2 separate regions of the Mus musculus genome follow, and region 2 is linked to region 1. Evidence: chromatin loops called from intact Hi-C (ENCODE). Cell type or tissue: left cerebral cortex. All regions are shown on one strand. Each heading gives the region's core, and the rest is flanking DNA. Links, peaks and the distances in the headings are about the cores only. Region 1 holds the start of Edn1 (endothelin 1). Region 2 has its middle 130 kb from the start of Gm32833.

Region 1 (5,377 bases), core at 240-5,239:
ATTTCCGGTGGGATAGTAACCATTATTTTCTTTGGATTAAAGGGAGAAAGAAACTTTGTCTCCCTCCTCACAGCTCCCGCGTGCATGCAGTGGGGCCTGGGCACAAGGACTGTAATGGACGGCATTTCATTGTATATAGCGTAGTCACCATCCTAGGCTTAAAGCAGGCTTAGTGTCTGCATAGCTTCGCCTTGCCCACAAACAAGCTAATTGCCACTCGTGTCCAGCAACCACACGGCAACTCTTCTCTTCCCTGAGCAAAATCTCACTCCAAATTTATTGGCTTGGCAAAGTTGCAAGTTTTGTTACGCAAAAGCTGAGAGAGACCAAAGTCGAGGAGTGCTAAAAACAGTACACTCTGCTACTGTGTAGTCTCTGTATTTGAGGCTCAGGGTGTTTTATTTATAGCTATCTATTAATATGCAGCCAAAGATACAGAAAAGAAAAACATAAAAACAACTTTATCAGGCAGTTTCCCCGCATTTCAAGGGTACATCTTAAGCAGGAACAGTAAGGCCAGCTGGGAGCTGTTGTGTGGCAGGGAAAAACCATTTTCCTTGCCACTGTTCAGGGTGATGGGCTGCAAAGAGCATTTCCCTGGGAACTGTTTTGAGAAGTGGGATGGACTCAGGGAAGGCACCTTCTATCCCCCATCCCCTGTAGTTATAAAACTTCCTTACATGTTTAGCCCTTTAGAGTCTTTAGCCTCTCTAATAGTAATACCTTAAGTGGAGGTGGGTAGGGCCATCCAGCTTGTCAAACTGGTTTGCTGCCCTCCTCTCTCCTCCCCCTGCTACTTGGCAAAAATTGTATCTGGTGAAGCTGCCCAAAGTAGCCTAGAGCTTCCTTCTCTGGGCTTGAATGAGGGTTCTTCCTTCCTTTCATGGGAAGACAAGGGAGTTAGGGGGCAGCTGTAAGGGACAGATGTGGAGAGATGGGCAGGAGGCAGAGCCTACATAAAAAAGGAGGCATAGGTGCCCATGCATGTACACAATACATATATACACAGAGGCCTAGAGAATTCAGGATAAAACATAAAAGGTAGGATTATACCTGGAAAGATGGGACCCTCCCAGGGCTAAGATCTTGTTTTTATTTGGGGTTTGCTATCACGGAGCTTTAGAAGAAGCTCAGAGTGGATGGCTGCCGAGGTTTGCATTTTACTTCTGAGTGTATGTTCAGAGTGGCACAGGTACACAAGAAGGGAGTGGGTAGTAGAAAAACACCTGGACAGTTCTCCTTTGCTTTCCTTCTCTCCCTGATGCTGTGGCCATCGCTATCTGCAGAGGTCCCTCAGCTGAAGGATGATGGCTCAGGCTAGACACTGGGGATGCCTTCCAGAACTGGGTTGGGCATTTCCGGGGTGGAGCTGAGGACAGGTTGGTCCTGACAGTTGCCAGTGTTTGGCCAAATTGGCCAGGAGGTCAGAAAGGGGTGTGGGGGGGAGGGGAGTACTTGTTTTCCCACTCACCTTTCTCTTGCTGGTGGGAAACTTGGGCTTTGGACCTTCCGGTGACATCAGCTCTCCTCTCCTCCAGGTCCCCTGAGGAGCTGGGGTGGGATGAGCTGGCTTCCTGTTGGGGCCCAGGTCTAGGGGCAGTTGTCACCTCCTGGCCCCCACCCTCAGGGGTTGGGCTGAGGTAAGCAAAGCAGAGGCAGAGGCTTACCAGTGGCCCTGGGCCTCGGGTGTGGGTGTGGGAGGGATGCTGGTTCCTGCTTCTTCAATGTCTCCAGCTCTTAGTCCAGAGTCTCCTAAGGGACAGAGTTCTTAGTGACCTAAAGCTGCTGCTGCTGCTGCTGCTGCTGCTGCTGTGTCTCCCCTACTGAGATTCCCAGAGAGGTCACTAGGCCTAAGCATGTCTCTGTCCACAGCGTGGGTATTGCTATCAAGTCTGCCTTTTGATTGTAGAGGTGAAGAAATAAATGGTTGCATGGACTGGATTGAGTCTATTTTGGCCTCTACTCCCAGGGAAAACTGAAGTCAAACAAGACGGGATGAAGAAGGGACCTTTGTGGTAGCATCCTAGGGAAACCACTCTGCGTGGATCCTGTGTGTTGTTTCCAGCTTATGGGCATTCCGGGAGCTTGTTGAAAAAAGCCAACGTGTTTTCTGTGTGTTTTGCTTTATTCATGAAGACATGTTGTCACTTGTGCCTTAATAACCCATGGACACCTGGGGGAGGGAGTCTTTCATGGTAAAATAGACAGGAAACTGTTTGGAAAATGTAAACACGTTATTAAAGGGTGAGGTATGATCTGATGCACATATTCAGCATCGGCAGTCCTTCCCTCCCCACACCCCCCTTGTAGCTTTCTAATCAAGCACAGACCGCAGGTTTGCCCGAGTAAAGAAGCAAAGTGATGTGGAGGAGACTCTGGAAAGTCGGGGAAGGGAATAATGGAATGCCCTGAAGCCACCTCTCTTTAGTATGTGAGGCGCCCCTTCTCTGCCTGGCCACAGCTTGTTACTAATCATTTAGAAGCCGAGGCTTTAGTTGTTTTATCTTATTAAAGCATAAGCCCCTGCAGCTCTCCATCTCCCCCTGGCGGTCGTCTCTGCCATTTCTCAAGATCCTTCGCGATAGCAGCAATTCCCAGGGAGAGGCTGGGCACAAGAAATATTGGAGGGCGAGTGTGTGTGTGTGTGTGTGTGTGTGTGTGTGTGTGTGTGTGTGTACGTGTACTTCTGATCGGCGATACTAGGGAGATAAGGATGTACCTGACAAAACCACATTGTTGTTGTTATCATTATTATTTAGTTTTCCTTCCTTGCTAACTCCTGACGGAATCTTTCTCACCTCAAATGCGAAGTACTTTAGTTTAGAAAAGACTTGGTGGAAGGGGTGGTGGTGGAAAAGTAGGGTGATCTTCCAAACTAATCTGGTTCCCCGCCCGCCCCAGTAGCTGGGATTCAAGAGCGAAGAGTGGGGATCGTCCCCTTGTTTGATCAGAAAGACATAAAAGGAAAATCAAGTGAACAATGATCAGCCCCACCTCCACCCCACCCCCCTGCGCGCGCACAATACAATCTATTTAATTGTACTTCATACTTTTCATTCCAATGGGGTGACTTTGCTTCTGGAGAAACTCTTGATTCTTGAACTCTGGGGCTGGCAGCTAGCAAAAGGGGAAGCGGGCTGCTGCTCTCTGCAGGTTCTGCAGCGGTCTCTGTCTAGTGGGTGTTTTCTTTTTCTTAGCCCTGCCCCTGGATTGTCAGACGGCGGGCGTCTGCCTCTGAAGTTAGCCGTGATTTCCTCTAGAGCCGGGTCTTATCTCTGGCTGCACGTTGCCTGTGGGTGACTAATCACACAATAACATTGTTTAGGGCTGGAATAAAGTCAGAGCTGTTTACCCCCACTCTATAGGGGTTCAATATAAAAAGGCGGCGGAGAACTGTCCGAGTCAGAAGCGTTCCTGCACCGGCGCTGAGAGCCTGACCCGGTCTGCTCCGCTGTCCTTGCGCGCTGCCTCCCGGCTGCCCGCGACGCTTTCGCCCCAGTGGAAGGGCCACTTGCTGAGGACCGCGCTGAGATCTAAAAAAAAAACAAAAAACAAAAAACAAAAAAACCCAGAGGCGATCAGAGCGACCAGACACCGTCCTCTTCGTTTTGCATTGAGTTCCATTTGCAACCGAGTTTTCTTTTTTTCCTTTTTCCCCACTCTTCTGACCCCTTTGCAGAATGGATTATTTTCCCGTGATCTTCTCTCTGCTGTTCGTGACTTTCCAAGGAGCTCCAGAAACAGGTAGGCGCCACTTGCGAATCTTTCTACTTCAGCGCAGCGCAGTTATCGCTTCTGTTTTCCACTTTTCTTTCTTTCTTTTCTTTCATTCTTTCCTTTTTATTTATTTTTTTAATTACTGAAGCTCCAGCAGCAAGTGCCTTACAATTAATTAACTTCTGTGTGAAGCGAAAGAAATAAAACCCCTGTTTGAATACAACTGACTACAACCGAGTATCGCATAGCTTCAAAATAACGTTGTAGCAGTACAGCTGAAGCAAAAATCTATTTTGAAATAAGTGTGTTTAGGGTTGCACGGTTCATTTAGGGGCTTATTCAAACGTTGTCTTGATAGTGCGCTAATGTGTAAAATATTGAAACACTCCAACTTAAAGCCAAGGAATTTTATTCGGGTCATGCAGGCACACCGTGAGCAGGGAAATCACCTGCCGATCAACCATGCGCTGAATAACCCCGCAGGCGGTTTCAGGGCGAAGCACATGCTTTCTTTAAAATTTGTCACTATTGACTTAAGGTTTCATTTGGCAGGTTTTTGGCATCTTCAAACACTGTGAGCTCTATTGCAGTTGTATTCACCTGTCCTGGGAGGGGAGCCGGGATCATTCCTGCCTGATTAAGGAATTAGACAGTACGGGCCACAGCTGGTTCTTTTCTCCTCCCATCCTGTTTTTTGAGGGTCAGTGCCCTCTTTTTGTCTTTTCATGACCCTAAGCAAAGAGAAAGGATGTCAAAAGGGTGAAAGCCCTGGAATGTGTCTGATCGTTTGGAATGAACAAAATCGAGCAGATAAACTGCGCGGCGATGCTGTGTTGGGCCAGAGGGAGGTGTCAAGTCCCACAGCAAGCTGTGCTGCCCAAAGATTCTGAATTCTGAACCCACGGGGTACTTTCCCTGGGTTCCCTGAGCAGCTGTACCTTCTCTTCCGTCAGTGGCAACTTGTCTCCCACCTGAAGTGAATATTGTAAAGTTAGTTTCTTTTCGGTGTCCAGGCATTTTCTGAAAGTTTTTGCTTTCTGTCTATTATAAAAAGGCACCCATATGCCACCTAGACTGGTCTGTGCCCCTACACACGCTGGAATGGGGTGGAAACCCCTAAAGAGTTTATCCTGAGTAGGGAACATGTCTCCATAGCCAGGAATAGGCAGTCTATATTATTTGCTGGTGGCCACCTGTCAGTTTAATCTATGGGAGTTGTGCCATTCTATGTCTCAGGTATGGACTCCCTCAAAATTCCACCAGACAGTATCTACTTCAAAGCGGCTTCAGAAGGCTGGGGAGTCCTTTCCTCTCTCTCTCTCTCTCTCTCTCTCTCTCTCTCTCTCTCTCTCTCTCTCTCTCTCTGTGTGTGTGTGTGTGTGTGTGTGTGTGTGATCTCCCTGCAGGTGGATAAGCCAGCCAGGGTAAGGGTGAAGTCCTGTTAGGCACGGAGAACAAAGGAAGCTCTTTTCTTTCTGTTTGTGTTTCTGGCTAAAGGCAGTTTTATGCCTTGTCTGCTTCTATTTGCGCTGCTAGATCTGACCTGAATACTAGGGTGCAGGTGCTTGCTCTGGACGCCTGAAGAAAGATATTACTACCAATCTGACCCTCTCTTCTCTTCACAGCTGTCTTGGGAGCCGAACTCAGCACCGGAGCTGAG
Region 2 (5,377 bases), core at 198-5,197, 240 kb after region 1:
ACTCGTGGTCCCTACCTGCACACCCCACCTACCTCTATTCCCTCCAGTAATTGGCCATAGCTGCCTTTATTTAACTAATAGTTTCAAATTGTGGAGCAAGGTTTGCACAACAAAAGCTCGTGTGTGTGTGTGGGAGGAGGGGGGGGGTCGCATGTCTTGGGGCAGCCAGATCTTGGGATACAGAATTTTGCATCTGAATACAAAGCAGCACCAGATCCAATCCCCAACATTTCATTTGGCTTATTGCTTATCCTTACTAGTAAACTATATTTATTTCAAACATAAAAAATAAACAAAAAAACAAAGCCCTTTGCACTCTTGTTGTATATAACTTCCCTGTGTCATGTGGTCTGTTTGGTAAATGTATGTTTGGTACATATGTGTGAGTGTATTGGCATATATTTCTATAGAGGCCAGAGGAAGATATGAGAAAGACAGTCCTCTATGTACAGGCAGAGAGACAGTATCTCACTAAACTCGAAGCTTTCCTTTCAACTCTGCTGGTAAGCCACCAAGGCTCTGAGGTCTGCCTGTTTCTGATCCACAACTCTGGGATTATAGACACATCCAACTCAGCCTGGTTTTAAACCTCCTGCTTGCATAGAAATTGGTTTCTAACCACAGAGCCAGACCCTCAGTCCCTGGGTATAAATTCTAGAGCATGCCTAATATATTCTCCAATAGCCAAGAAGACAATGCATTCGAGAACAGAGGATGTGAATGCATTCCGAGAGAGGATGTGAACTATGTGTGTTCACCCTTATGGGCATCTCCAGTCCTCTACTGACGAGCTCAACATAGCTCCCTGGGGTTAGAGAATAATCTAAAACTTCCTGGCCATGGGGAGAAGTGTTTCTTCTCCTTTGTCCCATGAGAGGATTGCCAAGGAGATGTTGTTTAAGAATGTGACATCTATTGGGCTTAATAAATATAAGTTGAAATCTCAGAGCATAGATTGCTAAGAAAATTAATATGTCAGAAAATGGCGACAAATACCTCTCTAGGATATGACTGTCCCAAAGCCTTGACCTCATCAGTAGAAGACACACTTATTTTACAGGTTCATAGGAAATGAAGAGGAGAAGCTGAAGAAAGGTTTTTAAAAAGTAAAAATGTGAATGCTACATATGAAAGTAATGCATGATATAAAAAAAGAACAATTAAATTCCATAATCTGACATGAGCAATAAGTAATGACCGGAACCAGGTTTTAACTTTAAAATGGAAAGCACTCAGAAGGCAAAGGAGGGAGGAGGATGTGTGAAGATAGAGAAAGAAAGAGGGAATGGGGGACCGAGGAAAGACTGATTTAATTATTATTTTTTATTATTGGTTATTTTTTTAGTTACACTTCAATTGTTGTCCCCCCTTCCCTGTTTCCTCTCTGCAAACCCCCTATCCCATCCCCCATTGCCCCTGCCTCTATGAGGATGCTCCCCTACCCACTTCCCCTCACTGCTCCAGCATCTCCCTATGCTGGGGCATCAAACCTCCACAGGACCAACAGCCTCTCCTCCCATTGATGCCCAACAAGGCCATCCTCTGCTGCATATGCAGCTGGAGCCACGGGTCCGTCCATGTGAAATCTTTGGTTGGTGGTTTAGTCCCTGGGAGCTCTTGGGGGGGGGGGATACTGGTTGGTTCATATTGTTGTTCCTCCTATGGGGCTGAAATACCCTTCAGCTTCTTCAGTCCTTCCCCTAACTCTTCCATTGGGGTCCCCATGTTCATTCAGTCTGATGGATGTCTTTGAGCATCCGCATCTGCATTGGTCAGGTTTCTCAGTGCATTTAGTGTGGCTGAGTCTTGGTCCCATGCTTAGCAGCCAGGTTCTTGCCCTATGCCAGTGCTCTGCCTTTGTCATTCATATATGTAGTACTGTTAAGCCACTCCAATAGCAATGCTCAGGGTTTCTTTGGGTGTTTATTTTACAGTGGAAACCATTAAGAAAAGTAACTGATGGAGGAGATATGATGATAAATGCCAATCATTTATTAAGCTCTCAGATCCACTCCACACATGGAATTAATGGGATATCGCTTTATTAGCCTCACAGCACCTGTCTGAGATGGGTTTTATTACCATACTTTTACCTAGAAGAATACAGAAGCTCAGGGAAGTCCTTTACTAAGGCCACCTTATATCCAAGTGACAGCTGGGATTTGAACCCAGGTGTGTCCCTTTCCTAGTCCACTCCACATTAGTGAGATTGGGTGCTCCAGGTGATGAGTCAAGTAGCTTGGACCTGTTTCTTAGGGTGCCGGTCACTCAGTGTATGGACAGATCGTTGTCCATATTATTTTGTGCCTTAGTTTCCCTGTCTTCTTGCTTGCTAGCTAGTTACAAACAGTTTAAATGTAGCACCAACTGCAGTAAATACAGGGCATCTATCTGTCTTCCAAATCCAGTTGGAAAGTAAGGCCAGTCCTTCAGGATCTCTTTCGTTACCATAACAAAACAAAACAACAACAGGCAGGTTAGGACTCCCATTAAAATAGCTGAGAAACCATTACCTGAACTTGGACCATTTTCTCCATTACCAAATGTCTTTGACTATTTTATTCTCATAGAGCCGAGCTCCTATCTAAAACAAAGCATTGCAAACCAACGGGCAAGAGCCAAAATTATCTCCCAGACACTCCAGTCTAGAGTAACCACTTTCTAATGAGCCACTGCTTTCATTAACGGTTTTGCGGTACTGACTCATTCTCCTGGATTCATAAGAGACACAAACATACCACATCATGTTTTTTTTCTACACAGATGCTCTTTTTAGGCTATGTAATAAGTCTCTGGTGAATCTCTGAAAAAAAATTAAATATTTGTCCCAATTTAAAGAAGTTTGCACAGAGCTGTGCAAGAATTAAAAATAACCACATTCGACTCTGCTCCCTGGTGTCAAGGCGGATGCTTTGCAAGAAGGAGCTTGGGGAAATGAAAAGGAACATGAAATGAGTGGTAAGGAAACAGATGTCCAGAGCCTCAGGGACTGGCGGTGCAATTCCTGAGCAAGCTGCAAATTGCAAATGAGTCCAGGAAGGAGATGTGGTGATGTGGGGGAGTGCTATCTTTTGGGTAGGTCCTGTGTCTGTAGGGGTTTCATTCTTTCAATATCAAGTCAGTGATGGCACTGAGAATATATTTGTGTTCCTTGTATTAATGGATGAACCCAGGCTGACCCTGAGAACATGGAAATTCAGAACAACTTGATTCAATATGCACAGAAACTTGGTGAAACATTTTAAGCTTGTGTTCCTAACAACATGCACACATACACACACATCTATATACACATATGTACACATATACACACATAGTGTACACACATGTGTGCACATACACACATACACACACCACCACCACCAACAAAAACAGTAGAAAACCATTTGGAGTTTATTATCCACCTCATACTCCAGGTCACTGAAGCACAGCTATGGACTGATTCCAAAGAAGCATACATGATGAGCTTCTAACTAGAGAGGAAGCACAGTAGCTTCCCTTTTCTTTACCCAGTGAAATATCTCAAAAAGGAGCAATATGAATTACTAAATGGCATAAGTTGTGCAGTCCTGAGACTTGTTGAACACCAAAAACATATGGTTAGGAGTGTAACTATCATTCTGGAAGGTCTTTGAAGCTCAGAATTCATGTGCCACTAGGAGAAAGACAGGGAGGAGGGAAAACATGGGGGATATACCTATGACCCCAAGCCTTTATCTCCATTCACACAAAAAGGTCCCCAAACTCATACACTGTCATACCTGTGGAAATGCTGCATTCAAATTCCTCAGGTTCCCTTCATATTGGTTCACTACACTAAGACTTCAGAAATTCTGGACATTGCAGTTCTTTCCCATTCACAAAGAAGTACCCATTCTCCAATTCTAGATCACAGACACCCTGAGTCTAAAGACGCTTGGAATTAGATGGTTTCTTCTAACAAAATTAGAGGCCAAGAGCAAGAAGAGAAAAATTACTCAATCCAAACTATCCAGCAGAGCAGAACAATGGTTACAGATTGATGCATGCAGGACATTGTCTATTTTTTCCCATTACAACCCAGGATTCATCACCATAGGGCCATGTAATTAGTAGGCACTCAATAAGTACTTGGATGGAAAAAAAAATACTTAACAAGTCCTGAAGAGTCATCCGTTGTTCTTCCTACTACCCAAGTACACATGGTAGATCTCCAGAAAACATCATCAACAACAACCATTTGAGAACTGACTGAGCTCTGAATGCCCCACCTCAAGCCCTGAAATGACCTAATATTTTATCTTGGAATGTTCCACTATGTTTCCAAAAATTCCTAGTATGTAGTGGTGTGGTTTGGCTTACTTGTGTTTTCACAAGCTTGGCTATGTTAAGTCTACTGCCAAAGCTCCGTTGTTAGCCCCATATATCAGATATTTGCCTATGAAAACACATCACCTCTGGTTACTAATTTGGGGTAGTGATTCTCTGGCTTTCTCCTTAACTCATGTCAACTGTGCTAGTTGCACAACTTGTTTACCTTGGTCTGTAGTAAGAGGAGATTTAGCATATCACAAGATCATACACAGGTGAATCTCAGCACATATTGAGTCCTGTACCAAGATGCTTCAGTGCTAGGGACATGGCTCGGTTGGTAAAGTACTTGCTTTCCAAACTAATATCCTGAGTTTGCTTTCTAGAATCCAGCAAAAAGCCAGATGTGGGGACTAGAGAGTTAGTTCTTCAGCTAAGAGTGAGTATTGCTCTTCTTTTAGGGGACCTGAATTTGCCATATCAGGTGGCTCACAATGGCCCATGACCTCCATCTTCAGGAGCAAGGTGGGGAAGTATTATGCCTCTAGCTTCCAAGGCACCACATCCACCCTTATGTGCACATAACCATAACAATACACACACACACACATATATGGAGAGAGAGAGAGAGAGAGAGAGAGAGAGAGAGAGAGAGAGAGAGAGAGAGAGAATAAAGACAGTTAACACACATACACAGAGTTTAAAATGAAAACAATTTTTTTTTATATATAAAGCCAGATGTGGTGGCAGACATCTGTAATCTAGGAGGCAGGTAAATCTTTCCCACACATTTGCTAGGGCTCACCTTTTCAAGGAGATGGACACAGATAACTCATTTTTAAAGGAAAAAAAATCTGATTTCAAACTAGATTTGCAGGTGAGGCCAGTTTTTTTGTTCTGAAGAATTTCAATAAGCGTCCATAAAATATTGGCCTGGGACAGAAATATGATTCACATTACATTCACCTTTTTGTAAAACACACCTGTGCAAATGGGGAAATATTTTTGAGACAACAATGAAGTAGGCAGAAAAACTCATTGTTGTTCCATGTTTTAGGAATGACCCAGGGGTCTGGAACCAGAAGGG

What was found. Hi-C counts contacts between places; a loop is a spot of excess contacts. Peaks named below come from ENCODE experiments on the same cell type or tissue, not always from the same donor. Only the 100,000 strongest peaks of a DNase experiment are listed, where the experiment ranks them.
Region 2: it touches region 1 in a loop (2.3-fold over the local background); 1 of 42 quality-filtered maps calls a loop at or near these places.

What each region holds. Positions count from the first base shown.
Region 1 is chr13:42,298,215-42,303,591 of GRCm38, forward strand. Edn1 (endothelin 1) reads left to right here and starts at 3,262. Exons shown (of 5, transcript NM_010104.4): 1 at 3,262-3,744; 2 at 5,343-5,377. The coding sequence starts at 3,681. In left cerebral cortex, for the core only: CTCF peaks have their summits at 2,536 (motif pointing left) and 4,556; DNase peaks (open chromatin) are centred at 325, 2,546, 3,225, 4,009 and 2 more places; H3K4me3 peaks cover 2,224 bases; H3K27ac peaks cover 228 bases.
Region 2 is chr13:42,534,026-42,539,402 of GRCm38, forward strand. No RefSeq gene overlaps it. Among named protein-coding and RNA genes, the nearest start is that of Gm32833, 130 kb to the left of the region's middle. In left cerebral cortex, for the core only: a CTCF peak has its summit at 2,884; DNase peaks (open chromatin) are centred at 2,708 and 2,982; H3K27ac peaks cover 311 bases.